Linked DNA regions of Mus musculus: region 1 is linked to region 2. Evidence: chromatin loops called from intact Hi-C (ENCODE). Cell type or tissue: left cerebral cortex. All regions are shown on one strand.

The links. Peaks named below come from ENCODE experiments on the same cell type or tissue, not always from the same donor. Only the 100,000 strongest peaks of a DNase experiment are listed, where the experiment ranks them.
Region 1: it touches region 2 in a loop (3-fold over the local background); 11 of 42 quality-filtered maps call a loop at or near these places.

The regions. Positions count from the first base shown.
Region 1 is chr2:125,824,551-125,827,050 of GRCm38, forward strand. No RefSeq gene overlaps it. Among named protein-coding and RNA genes, the nearest start is that of Cops2, 33 kb to the right of the region's middle. In left cerebral cortex, a CTCF peak has its summit at 972 (motif pointing right); a DNase peak (open chromatin) is centred at 1,901; H3K27ac peaks cover 173 bases.
Region 2 is chr2:125,763,976-125,766,475 of GRCm38, forward strand. The region is part of intron 7 of Secisbp2l (SECIS binding protein 2-like); the gene reads right to left. Among named protein-coding and RNA genes, the nearest start is that of Secisbp2l, 18 kb to the right of the region's middle. In left cerebral cortex, a CTCF peak has its summit at 1,246; a DNase peak (open chromatin) is centred at 1,252.

The DNA.
Region 1 (2,500 bases), 61 kb after region 2:
TGCTTCAGAGAAACTTTGCAAGTTGAAGAGAAGTTAATGTCTAGAATATAAAAGGACTTCCTTCAAACCAGGAAAGAAGAAAACAGGATTGTGAAGAACACTATGTGCACCCCAGAGTGAGGACTGTCCCTGCCTAGGTGCACACACATAGGCAGTTCCTCTCACCTTCCTTGTTTGGGGAGAGCAGAGGTTTGGAAATAGCATGCAAGTAGTTGCTGATAGAAAAGCAGTAATTTTAGGACAAGTCATATATTGCTATACTGTCAATGTGAGATTATTAAAAATAACCAGGAATGTTATGGTGTTAATATTTTATATTTAAACTAACTGGGTAGAAAACTGCAGAATTCATGACTTGTTCATAACACCGTATGTATGTATGTATGTATGTGTATGGCTATCTTTTATCTATCTATTGTGCTAGTGGGGCAATTAGCACTTACTATAAATGATATAATTTTGGTTGTTTTTAGAGATGGTCTCTCTCACTAGCCCAGGGTGATCTTGAACTTACTGTATCACAGACTGGCCTGAGTGACCCTCCTGCCTCAGCTTCATGAATGTTACGTCTGTAGTCATGAGTCACTATGCCTGATGTAAACTTGTATTCATGTAAGTTACATACTTATATGATATAGAGAGAAGCAAAACCAAACCAACCACTGGCTTTAAAATATTTTATTGAAGCTAAATCTGATGCACACCTGTAATCCCAGCACTCTGGAGGACAGGAGTATTACAAGTTTGAGGTCAGCCTGGGCTTCATAGAGAGCCTGTTTTAAAGCAAAGTTTCCAAGAGGTATTGAGCAGAGGCTCTCTGTCATTTATCTGAACAACACTGGCCTGTTGCTAACAATACTCACACCCTTAAAACCCCATTAAGGTTGATTTTGAGTGTTCTTTTTTAAAAAAATATGTATTTATAATATTTATATGAGTACACTGTAGCTGTTTTCAGACACACCAGAAGAGGGCATCAGATTCTATTACAGATGGTTGTGAGCCACCATGTGGTTGCTGGGAATTTAACTCAGGACCTCAGGAAGAGCAGTCAGTGCTCTTAACCACTGAGCCATCTCTCCAGCCCCCCAACAATTTATTTATTTATTTATTTTCGGTTTTTCGAGACAGGGTTTCTCTGTATAACCCTGGCTGTCCTGGAGCTCACTTTGTAGACCAGGCTGGCCTCGAACTCAGAAATCCACCTGCCTCTGCCTCCTGAGTGCTGGGATTAAAGGCGTGCAACCACCAAGCCTGGCTTGAGTGTTCTTAATTACACACACACTAGAGCCAAAATGGGCTTTTCATTTTCACTTTTTAATGGGAAATTATGGAAAGTGTCTACTACTAGTCACAGTGAGAAACCTAACGTAAATCCTGCTTCCATTACCCAGGATGTCAATTCGGTGAATCCTGCTGACCATGTCTTGATTCTATGTAATTCAGATTTTAGCTCATGTAATGTATCTCTACTGGTCTCTAGGTCTTGCTCCATGAATGATTTTCCATAATGACTAGAATCCTTTTACATTTCTAAATGCTTCCTATCACATTTGGGGAAAAAACTCTGAAAACAAAACTTTATTAAGTAATAAAACACATATAATCTGGCCTGTTCTGCTCAACTTAGATGAACTTACCTTCTGCCTGAGCCAGTATTACCAATACCTGCATAGCCAGTCTCTTCATTAATCACACGTGAAATCAACTTTCATTTGTTTGGTAATTCCTTTTCTCAGAAATTATTAGCCTTTCTTCATAGAGCTATGCTCTCTGGGCAAAAGGATAATTGGTTCCATTGGCACCCTGCAGCCTAGGGCAGTTCCTGGCACGTGGTAGCACTCAGTGAATGCCCACTAGAACAATGCAGGGTGGAGAGAAAGCACATTTCCTTCTCTGTTGCAGAACACTGCCGGCTTCCTTTTGTAACTTTGGGGGTGAAGGCTTTGTAGTAAGAAAGGGAACGGCAACATTTTTGAGGGTCAGCCCTTTGGAAGCCAACAAAGCAGAGTAGCCTATCTGCATCTGCTTACAAAATACCTGTTTTCAGAACCTCAGCCGCAACACAACTCTTCAAAGAGGTTTCCAGAAAAAAATTACAAACTTCCATCCATTATTCTAAAAAGAAGAGTTAGAAGCCTAAAACTATTATACTACAAAACCAGCTCAAACCAAACACACACTCAAAACACAGGTGTACATATTACATATTGTCTTAATTAGGGTTTCTATTGCTGTGATACACACCGTGAGTCAAAGTGATTTCAGGTGGAAAGCGTTTATTTTATACTTCCAGCTAACAGTTTAATGCAGAGGGAAGTCAAGGAAAGAACTCAAACCAGCTAGAGACCTGGAGGCAGGAGCTGAGGGTCAGGCCATGGGAAGGTGCTTACTGGTTTGTTCCTCATGGTTTACTGAGCCTGCTTTTAGATAGCACCCAGGACCACCAAGCCTGGGATGGCACTGCCAATCAAGACAATACTGCCTGCAAGCCAGTCTT
Region 2 (2,500 bases):
AATAAAGAGAGGTCACTATTTCCTGCAGGGTTTACCTTCTAAAAGCCTTTAAAGCCTAGAAAACAATTAGAAATTGCGAAAGGGCCACAGTCTGGTTTGGCTTAAAAAGGAGTTGGTATTTGGGGAAAAAATCAAATATATACTTAACAAAAATCTCAGGGACAAGGAAACACCAGTAATAGATAGACGATACACTCTTGCAATCTGCCTCTATTGCTTTAAGAATGAAGGAGGAAAACACAAACAACAGATCTGCCAGGTAGAGTGGCACATGGCGCCAGCACCTGGGAGACTAAGGCAGGAAGGTCAGAGGTTCAGAGCAGCTCTGGTTGCAGAGCAAGTGCCAGCCTAGCCTCAGCTCTAGAGCAAGACCCTCCTCCAAACAAACAACATATACTTGGTGCTTGGCTTCTTTTTTCCACCAATTATCAGGCAGAGATAAAGCACTTAAAATATTTTTCACCACTGAGCAGTGGTGGCGCATGCCTTTAATTCCAGCATTTGGGAGGCAGAGGCAGGCGGATTTCTGATTTCGAGGCCAGCCTGGTCTATAAAGTGAGTTCCAGGACAGCAGGGCTACACAGAAAAACCCTGTCTCGGAAAAAAGAAAACAAAAAACAAAAAACAAAAAAAAAAACAAAAAACAAAAAACAAAAAAAAAAAGAAAAGGAAAAAAAATGGTTTTCACCTCAGGGTTACAAAATGAACAAACAACAAAACTAGGGCCAGGATGCCGACCAGGAACTTGGCAAGGCAAGTAGTTTCAATTCCAACAGAAAAAGTCGGTAAACACTTTGCGCATTTTGTTTAATCTTTATCATCAAATAAAGCTAAAGCCAAATTGCCTCATAAGCCTGAAACAAAAATGGCCTGACTGTGTAGGAATCACAGGGAAGGAAGGACCATTCCTCCTGTTTCCGTGAGGCCTAAGGGGTCTGTCAAGGGACTGTCTGAAGTGTTAGTCTCAGGGAGGCCAAGATCAGCAGGAGCAGTAAACAGACCCATTTATCCTGCTCTGATTTTTGGTCCATTCATACATAGTTATTTGACAGCCCTAATTCCTTAACTAGATATAAAGAATCCAGGAAGTCTATCTAAAATGAAAAAGAGAAATAATGACTAATAAACAACTCCCTGATTTGACAGCCAAACAACACACGAAAATACAGTCTCTGTAAATGCATAGCTGTGCACAGTCCACGCTGCATAACTGACAGGCAACTGCCCAGTCTGGCCACACTGTGGCACCAAGTAACCATCAATGTGACAATGGCACTAGTGTGCAAGAGCGTTAATAAGCCACATCAAAATATGCATGGTTGAAGAGATGGTTCAACAGGCAAAGGTGTTTGCTAGCCAGCCTGGTGACCAGAGACTGACCCTTACCCTACAAGCTGTCCAGACCTTACAGCCACTGTGCATTTAGAACCTAAAGACCAGACTGCAGTCCTTAAGCTCAGCCCCTCACTCTATTTTGGTTTGTTTGTTTGTTTGTTTGTTTGTTTTTTGAAACAGGGTTTCTCTGTGTAGCCCTGAATTGACAGCCCTAATTCCTTAACTAGACTTTGCTTTGTATACCAGGGTGCCCTCAAAGTAACAGAGCTCTGCTGCCTCTGCCTCCCGAGTGCTGGAATTAAAGGCATACACCACCATTGCCTAGCTCAAACAGCCATTCTTAAGAAAAGAGTGTCTAGGTTTTGATATGGAAGGAAACAGACACTGCAAGTGACAGGTAGGTGGGCTTTCCTTTTCTAAAGGTCATGACATACTCACCCAGACACAGAGTAGAAACACGGTACCATTTACATCCACATTCTCACCACCTCCACTCAACACACGACCAGTCATTATGCCCTACTTGCTAAGGCATTTAAAGTTAGATATGGGAGCTCCCTGTGTATGTGTGTGATATACATGCAGGTGTTCATGTGTGCGCATGTGCATGAGTGCACACCTTCATGTTCTCAGATGAAGCCTCAGGTGCCCTTTCTTAGAAAACAACCACGTTTGTTTCTTTAAGACAGGCTCTTCCATGGCCTGGGGCCTGCCAACTATGCAATCATGTGTGTGTCCCTTCCACTGTATCTTGCCACACTATTTTTTTGAGACACCACCTCTCTCAATTGAGCCTAGAGCTCACCAATTCAGCTAACGTGGTTGCCTCCCCAGTTCTGCGGCTACTGATGCACACCGTGTAGTAGTGCATGAGAGTATTCTAAGTTCTGCGGCTACTGATGCACACCGTGTAGTAGTGCATGAGAGTATTTTAAGTTCTGCGGCTACTGATACACACCGTGTAGTAGTGCATGAGAGTATTCTAAGCTCTGCGGCTACTGATGCACACCGTGTAGTAGTGCATGAGAGTATTTTAAGTTCTGTGGCTACTGATGCACACCGTGTAGTAGTGCATGAGAGTATTTTAAGTTCTGTGGCTACTGATGCACACCGTGTAGTAGTGCATGAGAGTATTCTAAGCTCTGCGGCTACTGATGCACACCGT